Regions from separate parts of the Mus musculus genome. Here regions 1, 2, 4, 5 and 6 are each linked to region 3. Evidence: chromatin loops called from intact Hi-C (ENCODE). Cell type or tissue: heart. All regions are shown on one strand.

Region 1 (4,000 bases), 130 kb after region 3:
TGGGTAAGGAGGGACCCTAGGAGTAGATGAAGGGGTGAGCAAGACCATAGCCCTCTAAGCCTGTCACCTTTCATGAGTGTCCCCATTAGACTTCTGAGTTTTTGAGATGGGGTTTCAAGTAGCCCAGGCTGCCCTTCCAAAGGCTAGCATTTTCTCTGGGCAGCTTCCAGCAAGAGGACTCAGTAGTAGGCAGTAGGTGACTGCAAGTGTCCCTGGCAGCCCTAATGTTCTTGACGGCTCCCTCCTTTTTGCCATCCATGGGGCTGAACCTATGCAAAGGAAGGAAAGAGATGTGCAACTGTGCTTTTGTGATGAGAGGACCTGAGGCCCTGGGGACTGGGAGTCCGGGAAGAGCAGGCAGTGCTAGCCTAGGGGACAACTGGTGCAGAGGGCTGTGGGAGGCAGCTGCTGAACAGGCAGGAGGTGAGGGCTGGGACTGAAGTGGGCTGTGGTACTGTTTCTTTGTTTTTTGTTTTTTTTTTTTTTTTTTTTTTTTCCTTTAGAGACAGCAGGGGACCTAGGTTTCTGGCTCCACCAATCCTTACAGGAGCTGTGATGCTGGCAAATTCCTTAGCTGAGGCAAAGGCCTCTCTGTTTCTTCCACTGCAAAGTGGGCTTAGTGCTGCCTAGTTACGCAGGAGGTGCATGGGGCTAGGGGTAAGGTGAGGCGGGTGGCTGCTGCTGCTGCAGCAATGGCGGTGGTGGTGGTTTTCATATCACCTGGTGGTGGTGTTTTTTTTCTGAAAACAGCCCTCCCTTGAGGAAACCTAACCTCCAAAAGGGCAAAGCTGCTTAGGCCCTCTTGGAGTTCCAGCAGAGATCACAATCCACTCCAAGACCGCCTTCGTTGCAGCTACATTTTATTTGTTGCGTTTTTTTGACAGACGTCTAAATTATACATTGAGCTTTCCACGTGACCAAACACCGCGTCCCTTCCTTTGATTATCATTTTCAAAAGGGACTAAAAAAAAAAAAAAAAAAGAACCTTCCGATGGATCACACCGAACCCCGAAACCACATGGAGAGCAGAGCTAAAAATAAAGGAAGAAGCATCCCGAAAAGGAGAGGGAGGGGGGAATCAAAGCGCACTGTGGAAGGGAATGGAGACACTGGGCCTGGTGAGGGTGACATGGTGTCACTCTCTCCAGGCCCAGGCCGGATAAGGAGCGGCCAACAGTGAGGGTGGGGCACGGACTGGCATAAAAATAGCCACCACTTTAGTCCGGAGGGGAATAAAGAAATCGTCAGAGACAGGGGACAGAGGGAGGGAGGGAAGTGTGGGGGAGGGCTTCGGTAAGACTGTCCTTCTGCAGCATCTCAGGCTGTGGACTTTTCTACCGGGCAGAGCGAACCACCGGCATAATCGCTGACTTTCAGCTGTGCACCGACATGTTCCCCAGCTCAGCCCCACATCAATGACACCCTTGTTTCCATAGTAACCAAGGGAGAGCGAAGGGGAAAGGGTGTATTGCACTGGGCGAAGGGAATCCAGCCAAAAGGAGCCACACAGGGAGGGTGAGAGCAGGGCTCGGTTTTTCCCACAACTGCTTGGAGTATACACTGTGGACTTTGCCTGCCCTCTGGCCTCGGCCCTCGCCCCCTGAACATTCAGAAGCAATGGTGCGCAGAGCAAAAGTCTTACCAGGGCTCACTGGGATGGGGGGGGAGGCACAGGGGCGGAGCATGCCCTTTCTAGCTTCAGACTCTGTTCTCTGGCCATGGCCACAGGGGGCAGGGGTGGCACGGCAGAAGGAAACGGGACTTTACAAGCATTCTGGTTTTACAAATGGGAGCTTTCAAACTGCAGTTTTCAGGCTCCATTCATTTATCCCCGGAGCCCCCGGAGGGTTCAACAGGGCTCACAGGGAAGATAAAAGCCTGTGACAACCACAGTTGTCTCTGGTGTCTCTAGCTGGGAAGCAAATGCGGACATTTACAGAGACAGCGATCAGAGCAGGGCAAGTCGCTCTGCCTATGAGCTGGAGCCGGGGGGTGGGGGTATGGGTGGGGGTCGGGGCTGTTTAGAACAGTTCCTTTAGTTGGTGGTAAGAGACCAAAAATGCATTACAACTCAAGCTCTTCCAAAGTCAGAGAGAGTCCCCTGGTGCAGCATTCCAAAACTGGACTTCAAAGCAGGCTTCCAGCCCCCCAGACAACATCCTGAAGCATATTTGTAAGGAAAAGCAAGTCTCAAGGGCCAAAGCTACATCTGGTGGCCTGAGATGGGGCATTTCCGATGCTTTATAGCTGTTTGCCACCCTTCAAAGCTAGAGGGATTCGGGTGAGTTAGAGAAGTCGATGGGAGAGGCGGCGGGCTAACTAGCTGAGGTTTAAAAACCTCACCTTCTTTTGTCTTGCAAGTCTTTACAGGCCCGTGCCTGTGCACTGCTACCCCACACCTCTCCCCAGCCTTTGTTGATAGCTTTCCTCCTGGCCACCTTTCAAACTGTCCAAGTTTCTCCCTCTCCAGAGTCCAGAATAAGCTGGGTACCATGGAGCAGGGACTTCTGTGGCACTTCCTGTCTTTGCCACCACACCGTGGTGGGCTTGGAAAGGGCCACCTCCCAGGATGAGAAGGCAGCTGGCCTCCCTGGCCCTACCAGGCATTGGATAGCCTCTTATTTATCCTCTGAAAAGCCCTGAGCTCTTGCCCAGAACAGTTGAATTCAGGAGCAGGCTATGCCCTGGTCTGCTTTCAGGGTTTGAGGCTGGGATTTCTGAGGGCTCAGGCAAACTCCTTTGGCAGTGGGGGAACGAATGGGAGGGGGGTACCATCCCTTCTGATCAGACCACAACAGGGTTGCTGGAAAGGGGTAGAAGAGCGCAGCATGGGACGAGTGGCTTTGGGGGGGGGGGAGGGGCCCAGCCCATGCTCTCAGCCTGCAGCAGATCCTTCCCACACCGTCTAGTTGCCAGCTCTGTAAGAATTGATCTCTTCTCAGAATCGATCTGCCTGGCTTTTCTCAGTGGAGCAGGTTCATGGCACAGCTGCATTTATTTTTAAAATCTGATAGCATCGGCCTATTGTGATCATTTAAACACAGAATTCTTTGAGCTTTAGAAATCCCCTCTGCAGAGAAATCAGCTAATCTCGGAGCCGGCTGCTCCCTGCTCCACTGAGCTGGAGAAAGCCTGTTTATGCTAGCCTGAGCCCTCGACGTGAGGGCTTTTTAAGGACCTTGTAATTTTTCTGGAATTAAACCTCCCAGCTCCCCTTACATTCCAGATGTCATTACAGTCAAAAGTCCTACGAGTCTGCTTCCCCGTGTGGCTGACAGGGCTGAGGGGATGGGAGAAGGTGGAGGGGCCGGGGCTGCAGAGGCCATGGCTCTGTGGCTCTGTAGTGACTTGTTTGCCAAGAATGTTCTTCTTTTTCTGTCCAAAAGTGAGGATTACACACAGCCCCTTACCTACCTGCCCAGAGGGTTTGGTGATCACCAGCTATTCTTTACCTCCCACAGTGGCTGCCTCCTGCAGGACAGACCAAAGCCCTGGCTCAGTTGCAGATAGGGGAAAAAAAAAGTCTCTGCCCGGCACCACCAACCATGCAGTTTCCAACTTGCAAGAGAGTGAGGGGACAGACAGGTCAGTAACAGAGGCAGCACAGCCGCCTGGGATCATCCGGCGGCAGGACAAGCGCTTGCTCCTTTCTAATCATGTGCTCTGAGACATTTAATACTATTTCAACTATGCAGAGGAAATAATATAATTCCTTTATTTGAAAAACGATACCGAGCCTCTGAGATCAGTTAAAATCTACTGCTGGGATGGGGATCTTTCTCAGGCTGCTGTCCCTCCCCGCCCGCCACACAGCTGTGGCTGTGCACAGACAGAAAAGCATTTGGTCAGAAAGCAGCAACCCAGTGTTTCTAGGGCTGACTCTAGCTCCCGGCTCCAGCGCCACCATCCGCCTGCCTCCGTTTTATTTCTTCTTTGCGTTGACATTCTTGCAGACCCAGTTCATGCCATCCTTTGAGGGAAATGGACAGAAAAAGGCAGT
Region 2 (4,000 bases), 110 kb after region 3:
CAGATTATTCTTGAAATAATACACGCAAGATGGCTGAAGGTGGCTGTGATGAGTGTTCGGGCTGGGGGGTGGTTTCTTCCTCTCCCCCCTTTTTTTTTCTTTTTTCTTTCTTTTTTTTTTCTTTTTTTTTTTTTTTTTTTTTGATCTAAGGATAAAGCTCTGAAGCGACAGCCGCAGCGGAGACCCTGCCCGGAGTGCCCGCCCTCCCCTCACTTGAGAAGCTGCGGGAGGACAAACGGACCCACGGACAGAGCGACGGGCGCGGGCCCGCCCCGGACGCGTCTCCCGGGCAGCGCTGGGGGCAGCAGGCGCTCGTCGTTCTGCCGACTTCTTCCAATTTTAATCTTTTTAAAAGATTTTTTTTTTTTTTTTGGAAAGGATCGGGATGGGTGGAGCAGAGGTAGAGAGAAATCAAGACTTGGCATTTTTCTCCTTCTCTCTCTCCTAATTTGTTGGAGACCACCAGCCCTCCCCTTGGAGGAAAAAAAAAATCCCACCAAAGGGAGGGTGGAAAAGCGAGCTACAGGACCCTCAAGCGCGCGCCCGGACCCCCAGTCCCCACCGCGGCCGCTGGGAGCTCAAGATGGCTGGGCGCTGAGGACGCACCCGGCCCGGCTGGCTCGGCCTGGCCCCGCCGCCGCCGCCGCAGGCTGGCTCCGACCGCAGCCCGGAGCCTTCCAGGCCGGAGCAGAGGCCGAGAAGAAAAGAAAGTGGGGGGGAGGGGTGGGGTGGGGGGGCGAAGGGGGAGGGCCGGGCGGGGGGAGGGGAGGGCCGGGAGCCGAGCCTCCTGTTCATTAGCAGTTGAGAAAAATTCCTTTCTAGTTTGATCAATCCTTGTTTTCCTCAGCGCAGGCGAGGCGCCCGCCCAGTGCGGGGACAGGGAGTGGGGTCTCTCCGCGGCGGGGGCGCCCTGCGCGGGGCCTCCAGGGAGCGCAGAAGTAGCGACGAGGGGGTCAGGCCGGAGCACCTCCCGGGCTTCTCCCTCCCTCCCTCCCTCCCTCCCTCCCTCCCTCCCTCTCTGGTTGCCTTTTTTTTTTTTTTTTTTTTTCCACTTCTCTCCCTCCCCCTTCCGTTTCTATTTGTGAAGGGAGGAGGAAGGCAGAGGCGGGCTGGTGTCTCTGGCCGGGGACTGGAATTTCATCTGAATGACTGCCCCAGCGCGCACGCAGCGCCCCGGAGTCGGCCCGCCCGCGCCCTGCCACCCGCAGCCGGCCGGCCAGCTGGGGGACGCCTGCGCCACGGCCCGGGGACCGCTGGCGCGCCTTGCTCGCCGGCTCCGGCTCTAGCCAGCCTCGGCGCGGCCGAACTAGCTTCCCGTGCCCCCTCGGACCTCGGCCGGGATCCAGGCGAGGAAGGCGCGGCTCGCACCAGCCAGAAGGTAGCCACTGTCGCCGCCAAAGGAAGAGTGCGGCTCCCCCGCTCGGTGCGCCGCGGGGCGCGCCCCGATGTCAGCCGCGGGGCCGAGCGCAGGCCGTGGGCCGCCGCTGCCCTAGCCGCGCTGCCCCGGAGGCGGCCTGTTATATGGAATTTGGACCACAGCGCTCTCCTCCAGGGCTGGTGCCCGGGCCGCGGCCCTGGCGCAGCCCGCCGCCTCCCGCTAGCCACTCGCCAGGAGGAGGAGACGCAGCCGGCGGCGCGCGCGGCGCGAGGACCCAGGCTCCCTCCTCTGGGGGGCGGGCACGCGGAAGGCGCTGGTGACTGAGCGACTGGCGCGGCCGGCGGGGACCGGAGCTCCGGGCTCGGTGGGTCCCCAGCTGTACCAGACGGATCCCCAGGGTTGGGGACTTAGAGAGGTCTACCCGGGCCCCCTGCCCGCAGCCGCCATGGCGGAGAATTGGAAGAACTGCTTTGAGGAGGAGCTCATCTGCCCCATCTGCCTGCACGTTTTCGTGGAACCGGTGCAGCTGCCATGCAAACATAACTTCTGCCGGGGCTGCATCGGCGAGGCTTGGGCCAAGGACAGTGGCCTTGTGCGCTGCCCGGAGTGCAACCAGGCCTACAATCAGAAGCCGGGCCTGGAGAAGAACCTGAAGCTCACCAACATCGTGGAGAAGTTCAACGCCCTGCACGTGGAGAAGCCGCCGACGGCACTGCACTGCGTGTTCTGTCGCCGCGGCCCCCCGCTGCCGGCACAGAAGGTCTGCCTGCGCTGCGAGGCTCCCTGCTGCCAGTCTCACGTGCAGACGCACCTGCAGCAGCCCTCCACCGCCCGCGGGCACCTCCTGGTGGAGGCGGACGACGTGCGGGCCTGGAGCTGCCCGCAGCACAACGCCTACCGCCTGTACCACTGCGAGGCCGAGCAGGTGGCTGTGTGCCAGTACTGCTGCTACTACAGCGGCGCGCATCAGGGACACTCGGTGTGTGACGTGGAGATACGGAGGAATGAGATACGGGCAAGTACACTGAACGCGTGCGAACACACGCACACGCACACACACACACACACACGACTTGGGAGCCACCCATCCGCACAAGCTGACTCTCGTGACATTAGCCTAGAGGCCCTCTTCCAAACTCTTCCGTAAAAGTTTGGGGGGCAAGGTCCTGGGGGAAAGGCCCTGGCTGCTGGATGCATTCTCGCACCTGCGCCCTTAAGATCTCTCCTTCAGTCATTTATGGAATTGGGGGGAGGCTGTTAGAAGTAGTTTGGAGTGTTGCTTTTCTGTTTTGCGCAGTTTCCCCCCCCCGCCCCCCGCATTGTTTCTGTAAGCTCTACGGGAAGTCACCAAGGCAGTGACCCCGGTCCTGCTTCTCCAGCTGCTGTTTATGTAATGAGTGTCCTGGTGCCGCTGCTGTGGCTGACATGATCCATGATGCTGGCATACCAATGAGGAAGTAAACAAAGCAGCCATGTTAGTTTTCAGCTCTACTGGAAACACTCTGGGGGTTGGGGGGAGCTTCCGGAGATAGAGAAGAACTCTGGCATCTAGCTGGGCAAGGCCTGGGTGTCCAGAGGAGTCCCCGACTGTCGGCTCTTCTAATCCGTCCTAGTAGACGCTCCCCAGGCTAAAGCTGCTCTCTCTATACTTGAATGCTGCCTGCGCCTGGCATGAACAAACCTTAAAGTATGTGACTTCTTCACCCTGGGCTCTTTCCTCCCAGCCCTGCCCTCTTACACGGCCCTCCCACATTTAGGGAGGGGACGGGGAAGACGGAAAAAGAGTCCTGTGGGTTTAAGGTTGAGCCGCGTTGAAATCTGGTTTCAGGCAGCTGGCTCCCCTGGGCTGCCGGCTGGGTGATTACGAACCGCACCCCCTCCCATTGTATACACCCTACTGCAGCAGCCAATGTCAAAACCGCCTTCCCCCTCTTAGGCCTCTGGGCCTGGCTAGGGAACTGGAGTGGGGCATACTTCCGTCCCTTTCACTGGAAGGGGGCTCCTCCCAGGTTCCTCTCGGGTCCCTTGCCACTCTGGGTTGAGTCACACCGGGAAGAAGGAGTCGAGCTAAGACTGAGCCATCTTGAAAGCTCTTGCTAGGGGTCTTAAGATAAGGGAGCTGGGCTGGGTTTGGTAGGAACTGGGAGTGTGTGTTTAGGGTGGGGGCCCCTGGAGGCCAACAAGGCTGCTGCAGTAGGAGGAAGCTGGGCCTGTCCAGAATGTAGATGCGGGCTGTTTCCTTGGTGGTTGTGGGGGCTGGACGGAGACAAGGAGGGGACCAATCTAAATGAGTCACTGTTTAGCAATTAAAAACCACACATATACAACCAACAAAAGGCAGAAGGGCCACCGCAGGCTGAGGGCGGGGATAACAAAATTTGCTGTATAATTAGTTTGCAATTGCATGGGCCAGCTCTGGGGTTTTGTGCCAGGAGAGGCCTCTGGTTTCTTAAAGGAAGTGTGGGGGTTGGAGAAGTGGAGTCACTCCTCCCAGCATCTGGGAAAGGCCAAGTCCTGGGGAAGTGGAGGAGCCCTGTGGTCCTCCTCTCCTGACTCCGGTTAGGCAGAGCCCACACTTTACCCAGGGTTGAGGCTGCTGCTATTAATAAAGACTGTAGGGGT
Region 3 (4,000 bases):
TAGGTCAGAGGGAACTGGTAGTTTGCCTCAGGGGAGGGACCCAGAAAGTAGGAAGATTCTAACCAGTGTGGGAGGGACCAAACCTTTGAGTGAAACTCAGAAATTAAGACAAATGTCCCTCCTCATAAAAGCAATACTTAAGTTCTTTCTATTTGTCTTTATCGATGCATGTGTGGAGCGGTGCTTAGCAAAGGATTGCCATTTAGATAAGGCGATGAAGTTGTGGGGCACCATTGCTGTATGACCTTGGTCACCTCCACCTTCCGTGTTCGTACTGTGAAAAGAGGGGCAAACTTCCTCCTTAACCATTCACTTTTTGGGAGGCTTCGACTTGCATGTTGGTGCAAAGCGTCCTGGAAACGCTAGCGCACCTGACAACCACTGTGTCTGATAATCCCCCTGCCTCTCACCTGGGCACTGCAAACATCAAAGCATCTCGCCTGCTTTGTCACCCCCCTTTCTTCTTTACCTTGACTAACTATAATTTATAATCACAAAAATAACTGAAATCCCATGGCCATTTCTGGTACCGGTTTGTCCGGCCCCACCCAGATACAGTTCACTAAATTGCCCCTCCAGCTCACACCCAAGGAAACTGTCCTTTTTCACCGGTGGACCAGCCATCGCCTTCCGCACCCTGAGTTGCCGAGCCAATCCCTACAGCTCTACTGCACGGCACCGCCCCTTACAGAAGGGAAACACTATGGCGACCGGAAGAGCGACAAGCGCCGGAGCCAATGACTGCGGAGTGCTGTTCTAATCCGGCAAGGCCCAAAGGCGGGACCAATAGGCTAAGATAGACAGCAAGAGTAGCCAATTGAGTGATGGAAAACCAGAGCGAAGGCGGGTGTCGGGCTCTAAGAGAACGGTTAAGGCCCCCTGAGCCAAGGGTCCACGGACCCTTCCCGGGCTACAGCTCTTTCCTTTGTCTACCCTCAAATTCTCCATTACACGGATGTTGGCTGGCCGCCCTGCCTTCAAACTATGGATGTGAGGAGGACGCGGGCGGCGGCAGCTGAACCCGCCTGACAGGCCGAGCCAGTGACAAAGAGCTGGCGGCCTAGGCTGAAACCGCGGAAACAATCCTTCCTGGAGGAGAACACAGTCCCTTTAAAGATAGGAAAGATGCTACTCACGTTGTCGATCACAACAGGCTGGTTGGCGATCACATCGTAGGACTCCATGGCAGAGGAATCTTTCCCTCCGAGGAAGGAACTGCCAGCCCGGTCCGCAGCAAACGCCACTGACACGCATGCGCAGTCTAGTCGCCGGTACTGGGCATCCAGGGAGCCGCCCGACCTCGCCTCGGAGGAACTACAATCCCCAGCATTCTTTGCCCCAGGGCTTGCGCTCCAAACCGGGTCCCAGCCCGATCGGATTTAGGAGATTGGACAGTGTATTTCCTACACATGGTGGGGTCTGTAGTGTTTGTAGATTAAAGAGCCACAGTGTTGATGATTATCTTGCATGACTGGATTTGAGATCCCTTCGAAGGGGTTTCCAGTACACTCTTAAATTTTGGAGTCTGAAGTACTTGTGAGTAGTTGGGTTTGGATTTGTCAGTACTTCAGGGGCGGTTGAATTTTACAGAGTAGTTCTATCTCTCAGCCATTCCTTCACTTGGGCAATACAAACCATTAATAAACATCTGTCGCTCAGTGGTAGAATGCTTGCCCAACACATATCCCAGCAGCACCGGGAGTGGTGCTGGAAGCCTTTAATCCCACCTCTTTCGAGGCTAGTCTGGTTTACAGAGTTCCAGGACAGCGAGGGGCTATAGAGAAAAACCCTGTCCCGAAAAACAAAAAAATGAAACAAAAAGCAAAACAAGACAAAACCCATGAAGCAAAAGCCAATGGAGGTTATAAAAAAATACCTGTACGTTGGATGCCACAAAACCACGGGCCTAAAATATCATCTAAAGGTTTAGAAATTGTTTTATTATTTTTCTTGACCTTGATGGATGACAACATCCAGGCGAAGAGAAAGAATAGGTAAATTTTTTTTAAAACAGCCAGGCATTTTCCCCAGGCACATTTCGAGTTACCCTTTTTGTCAATAGTTCCAAGAAATATTAGAGTTGTAACATTAATAATAATGACATACTGTCTAATGAATTAGTTGTCAAGCTTATCTTAAAATTGTGTATTAGTAAAACAATATTAAGCGCTTCTTAGTAGTTGTGTAGAGCTTTCATAGGACCCTGGCGCCTCAAGGTACCAAGTCTCTGTTCTAAACTGGGTTCCTCCTAACACTAGGGGGAGGCCAAGATCCTTGGGACGCTCCCAACCCAGGGGCAGGGAGGCGGAGTCTATTGTCAAGTCACGCCTTCCCCACTTGTGACTGGCAAAGACACTAGCCAATAGGTGTCAGGAAAGGGCACGCTGACGCCCCGCCCCTTGGAGCTCCCCGCGGTCCCACAGCATCCTCTGGCCGACGTCTTGAAGGCTCCGGCTTGGGCGGACGGAGCCTCGTGCGCAGGCGCGGAGTTAGACCTCGCCGTAGCCCCCATCGCCTCGGGGAGTCTCATCCACAGTGGGTCCGCTGGCCCATAGGGGCGCTTTCCCTCCTCTACCCTCCCGGGTTCTCCGCGCGCCCTACGCGCCCCAATGGCGGAGCTGCGGCCTAGCGTCGCCCCCGGTCCCGCCGCGCCCCCGGCCTCTGGCCCTAGTGCCCCTCCGGCCTTTGCTTCACTCTTTCCCCCGGGACTGCACGCCATCTACGGAGAGTGTCGCCGCCTCTACCCTGACCAGCCGAACCCGCTCCAGGTTACCGCTATCGTCAAGTACTGGTATGCTCTGGGCCTCGGGAGGACGGGGTCCGGCCGGGAAAGCTTCGAACACCCGGGACGAAGTAATTTGCAGAAGGGGGAGGAAGAAAACGGTTTAAGTACTGGGGAACCAGGAGCTTCCTGGTGCTGTGGAAGGAGTTAGGACAGAAGTTGGGAATGGGGACAAAGGGTTAATGGATCCCTTGAGTAGTGAGGGGTTAACCCGGATTAGGACAACCGAGAACTGGGGGTGTATACAGAAGCGGAGGGGGGACTGTAAGAGCGAACTGTAAACGTGGAGAAAGGAGGGGGCGCCTGTGGTGGGTCATTAGTGGGCTTGGGGGAGCCAGGGGGCGGCTGGGGTGGGATGGGGGGGGGAGTGAGGCGGGGCCTGGAGAGCATTTGAGAGGGCTTTGGAGGGCACAAGACCGCGTAGTCTAGGGCGGTCCGGGAACCAGGACGCCCCTGTGGGTTAGGAGGGAGCAAGATGAGGGCATTGTGCCTTTGATGAGGGAAGAGTTGAGGAGAGGCCTTCTTTCAGTCTTCTTTCGGGACCTTCCCGAGCGCAGGAGCTTCTGTCATTCAGTGCGAAGCTGTTGCTCTTGAAGTTTGACAGAGCAGCTCTTCCAGATAAACTTTTTGCTTACTCTGCACAGTTCTCTTTCTCTCTGCAGAGCTTGCTTCTGGCTTTGCAGCTGCTTTAGCTTTAGGACGTTAGTTAAGAACAGGTTTCGGGAGAGCCAAGCATTAGCTCGGGATTGAAGGGGATCATAGCTCGCCACCAGGTGCGTGACAGAGACCTGAGTGGGCAGGAGGAATGAAGAAGCGCATTCTGTCTTGTCTTCGTGATTTCAGCCGAAGTTTAAAGATGCCCTGTAAAAGATCAGTTTCCAAATGGGCTGGCTGTCTTTGGGGGTAGAAATGGCACTTTCTCGTCTCCTATTCTTTTTTGCATCCTGTTTCTTCAGTCAGCCTTCAGACAAAACAGGTGTTATGAGACAAGTCCTTGTGGTCTTTCTGAACCAAAAATAGATTCAGAGGTGGCCACATTCAGGCAGGCAGTCGTTGTATTGTATGATCCTGAAAAGTTCCTTGCCTTGGGGTATTGGCAAATGGTGGTCCTGAAGTGAGGGATGCCTTTGCAGGTTACACACCCTTTAAAGCTGAATCTTTTTCCTATGTGGCATCCTCTTATTGCCTCTGGAGATGGGAGATGGGCTGTAGAGAGCT
Region 4 (4,000 bases), 180 kb after region 3:
CTCACTGAGCTATACCCCTAGCCCTAGGCTTTGCTTCTTTTTTTTTTTTTTTTTTTTTTAAAGATTTATTTATTTATTATATGTAAGTACACTGTAGTTGTCTTCAGATACACCAGAAGAGGGCATCAGATCTCATTATGGGTGGTTGTGAGCCACCATGTGGTTGCTGGGATTTGAACTTCAGACCTTCAGAAGAGCAGTCGGGTGCTCTTACCCACTGAGCCATCTCACCAGCCCTAGGCTTTGCTTCTTAAGTCAACAGAAATGCCTCAATATTTTCACAAAAATATTGTGTGTGTGTGTGTGGGGGGGGCAACAGGAACCTGTTCGGAGCAGTTAGTAAGCCAACCAACCTGTTCTAAATGCCTTAATATCAAGTTTTCTTTGACTAGCTCTAAAAATATTCATTTCCCCATAACTTCATTTTTACTCTCCATCTACCGCGTACAGAATCAACAAGGGCAGAGAGATGTTCAGCAACGCTCAGTGTTCATTTGCCAGCATCCACGCGATGGTTCCCAGACATCCGTAACTCCAGTTCCAGGCAACCAAAGCTCTCTTCTGGCCTCTGCAGGCACCAGGCACACACGTGGAGCACAAACATACATTCAGGCTAAACACCCATACATATACATTAAATAAAATAACGATTTTAAAAAATCAACAAGGAACCGAGTGTTTCTGGTCAAAAATCTGTCACACATCATACACTTTGGAAAAGCCTTAATTAAGGTTAACGGAGACAAGGCTTGCTTCAAATTGATGCTCACTTTCTATTGTTCATTCTTTTTAGTTTGAGGTGAAGACCTTTGGTCCTCCTGTGGCCTCAGGCAAAAGGACACTGCAAATTTGAAGGAAAAGCTAGGACACGGGAGGTTAATTTGCTTCTATCTACATGGAATAAATACGGAGCAAAAAATCGCTCATCAACAACCATTATTTCTTCGCAGAACTTTCAGCGATTAAGTTGGGACTGCAGGAGCGCACCCACCACAGAGACATCCATTCCCAGCGGTACCTCTTATTGTCCTGGGACTTACTCCCTACACACCTCTCACTCAGAGACGCGAGCATCTAGGAAAGCCAGGTTACAGCTCCCTGGTGCTGCCAGGGTGATCTCAAAGACAGTAGAGCCGCGCCTCTCCCACTTTTGGCTGGTTCTCAGATGAACCCCACAGTCCCGAGGCGCCGAGAGGTCGACTCTGCAGTAAGATCTGAGAGCTTGGTCTGATCTCCGCAGCTCTAGAGTCGCCTTCATCCCAGTCCCTAGAAAGATGATGGTGCCCAGGCTTCCCCGCTAGCCAAGCACTCCATGCCTCGAATCTATCGCAAACCCCTCTTTTCTCTCCAGGCCTAGGCCTCCCTCCAGGCCCACTTTAGGGGCTCCTCCTTCGCCCCTGAAACCGATCTAGAACCCCAAAGATCAAGGCGAGCCCCATCCCACGTCCTCCTCGGCTTTACGCGCAGCGCCCCGCCCTGGGACTGGTGAAAGGAGGGGGGGTGACTGGTCAGCTCTGGAGGGGCCAGGGCCCCCACACTCACCATCCTCAAGCCGAGTCCCTCCTCCTCCTCCTCCGCCTCCTCCTCCTGCCTCCCCCGTTACCAGGGGTAACTGCTGCGGCGCCGCCCCTGACGTCCCTCGCACGCACAGCGGAGGAACGGAGCAGCGGGATGGGGCGGGGTTCTGCTCCTCTCTACCCAAAGTGCGCAAGCGCGCCAAAGCGCCCGCCCATTGCGCAGGCGGTCTCGGGAGGGGCGGGAGGGCGGGGCGGGCTGGTGAGCGACCCAGCGGGAGGTGCAAAGCCGCCCACGTGGCTGGCCGGAGCCTGTGGCCTCTGATTGGTCGGAAGTGGGGGCGTAGGGCGAGGGGGTGGTTCCCGGGCCTAGCCGCGACACTTCAGTTCTGCTTTCCTGGTCAGCTTCGCCTGGTGGCAGTCGCGGGGTGCATCCCTCTGGGACCAGGTAAGAGTTCGCAAGTGCAGCCAAATGCACAGCTACTCCTAATCCCCGCGCCTCCGAAGGGAGCGTGGTTCTGCTCTGTTGCGGCTGCCAGGCGCTGCGTGCTGGACTTGCATCTGCAGAAGCCGCGTGGCCGGAGGGACCCACCAGGGCTCCAATGGATTCTTCCCTTCTGACCCCGGTTGTCTTCGGGTGCCAGGCTTTAGGGCTCAGGAGTTGCGGCTACGTCTCTATCTCCACATTCTTGTTAGAATCCAGGATAGGTGATTTGTACTGTGTTGGGGGAGGTCGCCTGAGAGAGGGCGAGAGATAGGGAGGTTGGGGACCGGTCCCTAGCATTGAGGTTAGCTGGCAGCGGGAGTGTTAGATTGTTTGGGATCTGCTGGATTTTGCTAAACCGGGTTAGACTGCAAGCGCTACCTCCCGCTCCTCTCACGCCCAGGGCCGACCACAGGACCTTTGTGGCATGTTGGTTCCCGACAACCTGCCTTCGTGGAAATTGCATTCTTCCTAGTGGAATGTTTTTTTTTATATGAGGTTTAATTTCCTTACAACCCTAGAAATCGGTTATTGTAGATGATAAGAGTCCGGACTTGAACTAACTTGTAAACTATTTTTTTTTTTTACTTGTAAACTATTTTATAGTGTTGCTTGTAAACACTGTGGCCCAGGTAGGAGTGCTGTTTGCCCCCGGGGACTGAACTCAGAATGCAGGGGTTTGTACAGGGTAGGCAAGCACTCTGCCACCGACCTACATACACTACACCCCACACCTCAGAGCTGTTTATACCTGTTAATAAGCAGAGAACTCTTCCAACAGCTCATAGTTTAGGTAGAAGTGGTATCTCTGGAAGTCTGTTGATGTGTGTTTACCTGTTATCTATCTTACAGGTCCATGTATGTCACGTACATAGAGAGCAATTCCTGTCGCAAAGAAAGGGTGACATATTATTATTATTATCAATAGTTTAATCTGGGGTTCAGGCGTTACCTCTTTCACCAACCTAGTTGCCATTACTTAAACAAAGGCAGATTTTTCCAGTATGGGTTTTCAGGTTTGTTGTCGTTGTTGTTTTGAGAGTCTTACTATGGAACTCTGGCTGGCCTGGAACAAAACTATGTAGACCATACTGGCCCTAAATTTGCACAGGACTGCCTCCTTCCTGGGTACTTCTGGGCACTGGGTACATAGTGCGAAGCTTTCAGGTCTTTTTTACAACCAAGTAAAGAACTTTCTATAAAACCTTTAAAACTATTTGCTTTACGTATATGAATGTTTTGTCTGCATGTATGTAAGTGCATCATCACATGTGTCTTTGGTACCCGGGAGCTGGAGTTATGGGTGGCTGTCAGTCACCAGGTGGGTGCTGAAAACTGAACCCAGGGATTCTTGCAGAGCAGCGATTGCTCTTTAAAGTGCTGAGCCATGGCTCCAGCCCCACAGTCAGAAACATCTGCTACCTGCCTACTTGTATCGGATCCTTGGAGGGAAAAGTCAATTCTGAATCTTGACTAAAGAAGTTCAAGGTGATCAGACAGAAGGTGGTGGCGCACGCCTTTGATCCCAGCCCTTGGGAGGCAGAGGCAGCTGGATCTCTGAGTTCGAGGCCAGCCTGGTCTACTAGGACAGCCAGGGCTACATGGAGAAACCCTGTCTCAAAAAAAGGAAAAGGAAGAATAAAAGAGGCACTAGGTGAGTTGTTAGATTAGAGACCCCTCCCCTTCCGTTTATCTACTAATCTACTGCTCTTCACACTGGGGCCCTTTTGTGGGAAAAGGCACATTCAGGGTTCCCTCAGGTAGCACGGTATCTGTTTTCACTGTTACCTTGGAGTCCCGATGAGTGTGTCTGTAAGCAGGAGCCTGGGCCTGCTGGTTTAATTATTACCGTCATTCTCCTGCTTGTTCTAGGCAACCTGACGGTAGTCTGCTATTTCAGTGGTCTTTGGTCTGCTCTTGCAGAGTTTTGAGCTGCCTGGACCTCCCCTGGCCAAGTGCCCACAGGGCAAATATTCTATGGGGGCAAGTACTCTTACCTCAG
Region 5 (4,000 bases), 170 kb after region 3:
AAGCAAAGCCAGGCGCACACCTTCAGCCCCAGCACTCAGGGAGCAGAGGCAGGCAGATCTTTATTTTCAAGGCTAGCCTGATCTACAAGTGAGTTCCAAGACAGCCAAGGTGACATAGTGAGAGATCCTGTCTCAGCAAACACACAGAAGAATCAAACGACGATACTGTTTTAAGGTCATAAACTCTAATCTCCCAGCCAGGGTAGATATTCCTTTGAGCCGAGCCTTAGATTTAGAATTACACAAAACGCGTGTGTTTCTCACCCACACTGCACCAGGCAAGGATTCGAGCCAATCTGTTGGGTTTTTTTTTGTTGTTGCTTTTTTATTTTGGTTTTTCGAGACAGTGTTTCTCTGTGTAGCCCTGGCTGTCCTGGAACTCACTTTGTAGACCAGGCTGGCCTCAAACTCAGAAATCCACCTGCCTCTGCCTCCCAAGTGCTGGGATTAAAGACGTGCGCCACCACGCCCGGCAGTACTGGTCTTTGGATAATGACATGAAAATGTGCAGGCGGGCGAGCAGCCCCCCCGTGTCCTCTGTGGCCGCTGCGCTGGGGCTGAGGACGGCTCTGGCCTCTCCCCGGCAGCAGAATGCAAGACTTAGTCTAAGATGAAGGCTGAATAAATCTGGAGCTGGGCGGGTTTTGTTATTGTTTAAGGAAGGGCAGGCTTTTGCTTCTATTTTCATCACTCAACTCTGGCTGGTTTGAGTCAATTCCTTCTTCAATTTATGAGAAGTCTCCTGAGTTACTACTATTGGCTCAAAACATTTGACCTTCATCTAACCTTTATAAGAACCCAACAGGAGAGTCGCAGAGCATAGCTTAGCTGTTGCAGAAGAAAACAGACACGACAGAGAAGTGGAGACATTGTCTATGGCATTCACAAGTCAACACCTGAACAAGGTTGTTTCTCAGTTCTTCTTTTTTTTTTTTTTTAAAGATTTGTTTATTATATGTAAGTACACTGAAGTTGTCTTCAGATATACCAGAAGAGGGTGTCAGATCTCATTACGGATGGTTGTGAGCCACCATGAGGTTGCTGAGATTTGAACTCAGGACCTCTGGAAGAGCAGCCAGTGCTCTTAACTGCTGAGCCATCTCACCAGCCCTCTCAGTTCTTCTTAGCTATATTGAACTCACACATTATCAGCGCAATCCTTCAGGCCCCATGGGGACTGGGATATAAAAGCACTCATCCTGACACCCCGACTGCATGCTCCTAAAATACACTAAAATACAGTAATTTGTCAAATTAACACATTAAATGGCACAGGTAGATGCTCCTGGCTTAGATCCCCATGCAGACAGTGTCAAGAAAAACCCCGTTGTCATTTTACAGAAAAAAAATTTTTTAAAGATTTATTTATTATTATATCTAAGTACACTGTAGCTGTCTTCAGACACACCAGAAGAGGACGTCAGATCTTATTAAGGATGGTTGTGAGCCACCATGTGGTTGCTGGGATTTGAACTCATGATCTTTGGAAGAGCAGTCAGTGCTCTTACCTGCTGAGCTATCTCTCCAGCCCTACAGAAAACATTTACCATTTACAAAGTTTAAAGTCAGCGTTTTCTGGGGCTGGAGAGAGGACTCAGGAGTTAAGAACACTGTCTGTTCTTCCAGAGGTCCTGAGTTCAATTCCCAGCAACCATATGGTGGCTCACAACCATCTGTAATGGGATCTGATGCTCTCTTCTGGCCTACATGCAGGCAGAACACTGTATACGTAGTAGTAGTAGTAGTAGTAGTAGTAGTAGTAGTAGTAATAAAGTCAGCATTTTCAGTTTTTCTTTTTGATTTATTTATTTTTGTTCTTTATTCATGAGTGTTCTATCTGCACATACACCTTTATGCCAGAAGAGGGCAGTCAATCCCATTCTAGGTGGCTGTGAGCCACCATGTGGTTGTCAGGATCTCTGGAAGGGCAGGCAGCCAGTGCTCCTAACTGGTGAGCCATGTCTCTGGCCTGCATTTTCAGTGTTTCATCAAGTGCTTCCTCACTAAAAAACCACTTAATAGGGCTGGAAAGGGGAGTCAGCCGGGAAGAAAACACACTGCTCTTGCAGAGGACCCAGGTTGGAGTCTTGCACCAACATGGGTTGGCTTCCAACTGCTTATAAGCAGTTCCAGCTTACAGCAGCTTCCCAGCTCCAGCAGGATCCGATGCCTCTGGCCTCCTAGGGCACCTGCACATACCCACATGGCAGACAGTTAAATCATAGAAAAGGAAAGAAATCACTGGGTACTGTTGTTTGGAGACCAAGTTTTTCTCACATACTCATTATAATATCTGAAATTGAACAATTAAGGGAAAACACCATTTTCTTGTTGTAGTGCCCCACTGAAATGAGTGAACTTTCCTCCACATGTGAGGAACTGAACTGGGTGGGCATGCTACCACCAAGCCTCATGCCTAGCCCTTGCTTTATCTTTGTTCTGTTTTGAGAGTAGATTCACTATGTTAGCCCTGGCTGGCCTGGAACTCAGTATGTAGACCAGGCTGGCCTCTGACAGGGATCCTGCCTCAGCCTCCCAGGTGCTGGGATTAAAGGTGTGTACCGGGACACCTGCCCCTGCCCCCCCCCCCCTCCGAATTCCTACTCACAAAGGAGTGAAGTACAGCGAGAGAATACAAAAGCTGTTCTAACTATAGGCACCTTCAGTAACCTACAGTACAAAATGCAGTACTTAAAATCTCTAATGAGCACTCTTCCTTATTTGGCAATGACGTCAGATGCTTCACCCTTAAGTGAGATGACACAGAAAGAGAAAGTTCAGCTAATATTTTCTCCCTTCCAGTAAGATGAAAATGGCATCTCAAGCGCAATGGGGACACAGTGCTGATGCTACAGCGCCCTGTGCCAACCCAAGCATCCAGGACAGGATCACAGGATTAGCCAGGGCTCGCTTGCTTGCTAAATAGGGAGGAGGATATTTATAGCTGGCAGGGCTCTGCCCGAAAGGTACAAGGTAAGCTGATTTAAGAGTCGAGATGAAAGAGAGCAGGGTACTGCGCCCTGAGCTTGTGTGTCGTCTCCACGCTGCGTCTTATTTTAAATGTCAGGTGAAAGGAAGCATTCATTAAAAGTTAAGTTTATGACGGGGATGAGTTTTACTGTATAAAGACAATGAAGTTAATTTTTACAGTGTAATTTGGACCCAAACAGTGTAATTACAATTACAGTGTAATTTGGAATTTCTATGTAGACCAGGCTGGCCTGGGACTCAGAGATATACATGTGTCCTACTTACCAGGTGTTGGGATTGAAGGCGTGTGCCTCCACACCTGGCTTGGACTACAGAAATGTAGCTGCCTCAAATCCATTTCCACTCAACTCATGGCAGAGGCATAGTGCTCTGACCCCAAAGACACAAACTAGGTCATACAGAAACCAGAGTGGAGGGGGTAGGGGTGGGTGGAGGAATGTGCTGGCCTATGGAAGCAGTCTGACTCCGAGGAACAGCTACAGTTTAGGCACTGTAACCCTAAGCTGCCAAGCGCATGCTCTCCCTAACAAGCTTAAACAGATTTCAAGGTCATGTCACCTCTTAACAGGGTCCCATCCACCTCAAACGAAGAGCCTTCAATTTTGTTTTCTTTTTTTGTAATTATTTTTTTTAAAATGACACTTGTTCACTTATTTCATGTGTGTGCATGAGTGTGTGCTCGGTACAAAGTGCTTGTGGAAGTCAGCTGATAGCATACACCTTCACCATGTGGGTCCTGGGGAATCCCACAAACACAGGCCATCAGCTCAGCGGCAAGCCCCTCCCCGACTGAGACGCCTCATCTGCGTTCAAACCTTCTTCTCTTTCTTAGCATTTTTCTATGGCATAAAGACAAACATTGTTCCTGAGGAGCCTAAAGACTCGGAAGGATGGGGCCCTTCTCAGTGGCCGCCACCAGCTTGATGAACAGGAGGCCGCTTCTAACGTCAGACTGTGCTCAGCTGCGCCGACTCCATGCAAAAAGGAGAAGGACGAAATCTGCTGAGGA
Region 6 (4,000 bases), 56 kb after region 3:
AGCACCTCCTAAGGGAGCCATTACATTTTGGGGACACCAGCCTTGAAACAGACCCTACCTATGTGTCCCCTACTTAAGACACCCCTGAAAAAGCACAGATAGTTGGAGGGATGGACATTAAACCACAGTGGCTTCTTATCCTGGGCCACAGATTGTTGGTGTCTGCACTGAGGAGTTACATTCAGCCCAACAGTGGAACGGGCAGGGCATCCTGGAACTACTACGGACAGTGCCCATGTGAGTACATGTCCCCATAAGGTGGAGGCCTGGACCCTGGGTCTTCAGGGTGGCTGTCCTCCCTCCATCCCACCTGTAGAGTTCTTGCTTTGCTGTTTGGGGCACTCAGTTCTCTGTGGTCCCCGACCACTAACATTTCCCTTTATGATCTGGGCCTGGGACAGCAAAGGCTATGTCTGCCGATCAATGCAGGCCCCCAGTTACCACCGTCTCTCCTTGTCCACAGTGCTGGCGGTCCCTGGCTGATAACTGACATGCGGCGGGGAGAAACCATATTTGAGATCGATCCGCACCTGCAAGTATGTCTTGAGTGAGGAAAACCTTGCTAGCACACTCTTCCAAATACCACTGGCTTTCATCCTGACAGAGCGGAGGAGCTCTGTGTGTGAGCCAGTAGGATAAGGCATGGTCTGTCGCCTGAATTCTACAGCTCACATAGGAAAACAGAGATTTCAGCCCAGAAAAGCAAGCCTGACACATATATGTGTGCATTTAAAAAGAATGGACTTTATTATATGTAAGTTACATATCAACTTAAAGTTAGATCACCACCAACAAAGAAAGGTAATCATAAGGAATATTGCTTCTTTCCCTACTCCTCCATTTTACCACATTTTCAGGGAGCTGCCCTCCCCTGTATCAGACAGCAGCACAGGCTATGCTGACCCCACAGCCCATTGCAGGATGCTGATTGGTCTAATGATCCTGTCATTCTTCCTAACTCACTCCCCAGCCCTGCCCAGGTAGGTTGGCACTCTCTGATGTGTGGAAGAGTCGTTAGACCCTGCCAGTCTGCAGCTGACACTACTGTGACTGCTTGGGACAGTGTCAGTGTCACTTTGTGGTTTAGAATAGATGGTTGCTTGGCACACAGCTGCATTCTGGAAGCCCCGGAGCATTGCTGCATTTCTTGCACACCATGCAGGGGTAGAAGCACCAGAGCCCAGCTCCTTCTGCTCACCTCGCAGCAGAGGCAGGCCATGGACATCTCTGAACTTGACATGTTTCTGTAAGGCTCCCATGGGCCTGTAAGGCAGGCCATGGCAGCGACTAGGCACTTCAAATTGTACAGTGGCGTGTAGTTTGCAGACCTATGGGGTCTTTGCTACCAACCTGTGAGTTCTGGGGCACACAGCCTCTTCCTTTACACATGAGGCTCCTCCACTTTCTGGGTACCTTTAACCCTGAAATGGTCTCGATGATGCCAGGGGTATCTCTGCTTCGAACCTGCTTTCTGTGTGGCTTCTGCTTATGTAAGAACCATGGAGGCTTCATCCCCTAAGCCTTGTTCTGCAGCCATGCTGGGACACAGCATGGGGCTCTGTAGGCTCTTGTTTATCTCCTATACTCAGAAAAAAACTTGGTCCCCTGAATTAGTAGAGCAAGCAGACCCTTCCCCTGAGGGTCTCAGGGCAGCTGCTGGCAAGAAAACTCAGGTTCTCCCCAAGCAGCTCCAGCCCCTCTCCTCTGCTCTGCCGGAAACAGCTAGAGCTGTGTCCTGCCTGCTGCCTGCCTGCCTCATCCAGGCAGCAAAAGCAGCAGAAGAGAGAAGAACGGGTGGCTTATGGATAGGAGACCATCTGTGACCAAGGCATAGAACAATGCCCTTGTCTAGGAGCCCTGGAGAGGGACAGACTGGCACAGGGACATGGGGGCTCTGAGGAGTTTTTCACAGGAGGCTTATTTGGCCTGTATGGCTGTTTATGGACAAGGTTGCTAGCGTCTTCCAGATGACCTTTGAGCCAAAGCCCAGCACCACAGAATTAAGTTTTACCAGAAAATCCAGCGATGTTTTGAGTACAACTCTTCCTTGAGGCCATTTGGAGAAAGTTTAGACTGAAGCGTGCCAATGTCTACACAAAGGCAAGGCCTCTGGGGAAGTGTGCACCCGTCACTGCCCTTCAGACCCCGATTGCAGCCTAGGAAATGGAAACGAACCCCATCCAGAGCCCTCTGCCAAAGTTAGCTGGCATAGAGGCACAGGGAGCACTTCTGCTCTGGGGCGATGGCCCCCTCTAGCTGTTATAATGAAGAACTGCAGGTATGGGTTCCCAAGTCAGGGCGGGCTTCTACCCTAACTCCTGTAGGGGGTGAGGTGGGGTATGTATGATCATTGTTGGAGGATCAGGAAGAGGGGAAGCCTTCCACCTTTCCTTAGAGAAATAGGTCTTGTCTCCTCCATCAGCTCTGAGGGCCACAGCTGTCGGGGCTGAAAGATGCACAAAGGCCTTTGTGCTGGATGTTGGTGGGAAGGAAGTGTCCAAGGCTCATTCCTGCTGCCTCCCCTAACCCTGTTCCCAGAGGAGTCCAGGGGCTGGCAGGGGCCGTTATGCTTGTAACAGAACAAGGTCAATGAGACCCTGATCTCATAGCAGCTGTCCATGCTCAGCACCTACAAGGGCTAATACTGGAAGTGGAGTGGCTGGGCCAGGGTCAGTAACCTTGGGGCACATGAGTTCACTGAAGGCACTCTGACTCTTTGGTTCTTTTCAAGCAGGAGAGAGTTGACAAAGGCATTGAGACAGACGGTTCTAACCTGAGCGGCGTCAGTGCCAAGTGTGCCTGGGATGACCTCAGCCGGCCTCCGGAGGATGAAGAGGATAGCCGGAGCATCTGCCTCGGCACACAGCCTCGGAGGCTGTCTGGCAAAGGTTGAGACCTTCCCTTGCCTTGCTCCCTTCCTTCCAGGTTCCCCAGGACAAGTCTCTAACTAAATAGCAGCCCACTCTGATTATTTTCTGACAAATGAATTTTTCCAATGTGGGTGAACTATATATGAGCATTATTGGCCTGTTTGTAGCTATTTCCTGTGTGCATTTCAAACACACTAGTATACTCTGTGTGTACACTCTGCCCCTTGGAATCTGACCTCATGTATGTGAGTATGAACCATGGAATAGTTAACAGAAAATGTACACAGTCCACCCAAAGACACTACAGCGTATGTTCACCACCACAGAACTGACACAGACCCCAGCTCTGGCCTGAAGGCCATGCCAAGCCTGAGAACCTCTCTCCTTGAACCTTCCTGGGCTTTTAATGAGAGGGAGCGAGTGTGAAGCCCGACACTGGCCTCCTCTGCAGTCCCAGAGTCTGTGGCAAGTTAGCTCCCTCTGCCTCTGCCTTCTGGGTAAGCTCTCGGAGGAGGAGGAGGATGTGGCGTCCTGTTGGATGCTCCCATGCTGCTCTTGGCTCCAGAAGGACTTGTGGGGTTTTTTTTGTTTTGTTTAGTTTTGTTTTGCTAAGGCTGTCCCTGGCTAATGCCAAAGGAAAAGTGGCCATTTATATACATGTATGTTTAAGGCTTTCTGTCTCCTTCCTTTCTCAGTTCTTCTTTTTCATTTATCAAAGAATAAAATGCCTTTGGCCTTGAATAAAATACCTGACTTGGTTTACTTTGGAGACAGGGTCTCATGTAGCCTAGGCTGACCTCTAACTTTCTGTGAAGCTAAGGATGACCTTGAATTCCTGAGCTGCCTCCTCCTCCTCCTCCGCAACTTCAACTTCTAGTGCAAACATCTGAGCCCTTTTCTTTTCCTGTGTCAGGGGCTCACGTCCAGTTGCTTCTGACAGAGGAATGCCGTAGAGAGGCTGGCAGTCATGTCTATAGCTGCAGTCATCGCTGCTCTTTTACTTCTTGTTTACCTCGCAGACAGGCTCTCTTGCTCTCTGCAGCGTAAGCTGGCTTCTCATTTCCTGCCTCACACGCTCATGTGCTGGGATTACACACATGTACCACCATGCCCAGCATTGTTTGTTTTTT

What was found. A loop is a pair of places that touch in the nucleus more often than their neighbours do. Peaks named below come from ENCODE experiments on the same cell type or tissue, not always from the same donor. Only the 100,000 strongest peaks of a DNase experiment are listed, where the experiment ranks them.
Region 1: it touches region 3 in a loop (2.1-fold over the local background); 6 of 42 quality-filtered maps call a loop at or near these places.
Region 2: a loop joins it to region 3, with 4 times the contacts of the local background. A loop is called at or near these places in 12 of 42 quality-filtered maps.
Region 4: it touches region 3 in a loop (2.7-fold over the local background); 4 of 42 quality-filtered maps call a loop at or near these places.
Region 5: a loop joins it to region 3, with 2.5 times the contacts of the local background. A loop is called at or near these places in 3 of 42 quality-filtered maps.
Region 6: it touches region 3 in a loop (4-fold over the local background); 22 of 42 quality-filtered maps call a loop at or near these places.

Annotation. Positions count from the first base shown.
Region 1 is chr19:46,527,417-46,531,416 of GRCm38, forward strand. It overlaps Arl3 (ADP-ribosylation factor-like 3), which reads right to left. Exons shown (of 6, transcript NM_019718.3): 6 at 3,693-3,970. The coding sequence ends at 3,923. Among named protein-coding and RNA genes, the nearest start is that of Trim8, 28 kb to the left of the region's middle. In heart, CTCF peaks have their summits at 1,747 and 3,471 (motif pointing left); DNase peaks (open chromatin) are centred at 1,185, 1,595 and 3,705; H3K4me3 peaks cover 3,294 bases; H3K27ac peaks cover 4,000 bases.
Region 2 is chr19:46,500,621-46,504,620 of GRCm38, forward strand. It overlaps Trim8 (tripartite motif-containing 8), which reads left to right and starts at 1,028. Exons shown (of 6, transcript NM_053100.2): 1 at 1,028-2,393. The coding sequence starts at 1,824. In heart, CTCF peaks have their summits at 1,557, 2,235 and 3,545; DNase peaks (open chromatin) are centred at 1,001, 1,161, 1,661, 3,161 and 3 weaker places; H3K4me3 peaks cover 4,000 bases; H3K27ac peaks cover 4,000 bases.
Region 3 is chr19:46,394,494-46,398,493 of GRCm38, forward strand. Actr1a (ARP1 actin-related protein 1A, centractin alpha) reads right to left here and starts at 1,248. Exons shown (of 11, transcript NM_016860.2): 1 at 1,137-1,248. The coding sequence starts at 1,184. It overlaps Sufu (SUFU negative regulator of hedgehog signaling), which reads left to right and starts at 2,403. Exons shown (of 12, transcript NM_001025391.2): 1 at 2,403-2,791. The coding sequence starts at 2,610. In heart, CTCF peaks have their summits at 2,276 (motif pointing right) and 2,482; DNase peaks (open chromatin) are centred at 728, 1,268 and 2,388; H3K4me3 peaks cover 4,000 bases; H3K27ac peaks cover 3,265 bases.
Region 4 is chr19:46,571,498-46,575,497 of GRCm38, forward strand. It overlaps Arl3 (ADP-ribosylation factor-like 3), which reads right to left and starts at 1,685. Exons shown (of 6, transcript NM_019718.3): 1 at 1,543-1,685. The coding sequence starts at 1,545. It overlaps Sfxn2 (sideroflexin 2), which reads left to right and starts at 1,868. Exons shown (of 12, transcript NM_053196.3): 1 at 1,868-1,962. In heart, a CTCF peak has its summit at 1,933; a DNase peak (open chromatin) is centred at 1,744; H3K4me3 peaks cover 2,756 bases; H3K27ac peaks cover 2,332 bases.
Region 5 is chr19:46,560,403-46,564,402 of GRCm38, forward strand. The region is part of intron 1 of Arl3 (ADP-ribosylation factor-like 3); the gene reads right to left. Among named protein-coding and RNA genes, the nearest start is that of Arl3, 11 kb to the right of the region's middle. In heart, a CTCF peak has its summit at 1,861 (motif pointing right); DNase peaks (open chromatin) are centred at 1,999 and 2,909; H3K27ac peaks cover 2,093 bases.
Region 6 is chr19:46,450,428-46,454,427 of GRCm38, forward strand. It overlaps Sufu (SUFU negative regulator of hedgehog signaling), which reads left to right. Exons shown (of 12, transcript NM_001025391.2): 5 at 152-237; 6 at 464-536; 7 at 2,735-2,888. Among named protein-coding and RNA genes, the nearest start is that of Trim8, 49 kb to the right of the region's middle. In heart, a CTCF peak has its summit at 2,260; DNase peaks (open chromatin) are centred at 2,194, 2,626 and 3,336; H3K4me3 peaks cover 410 bases; H3K27ac peaks cover 2,441 bases.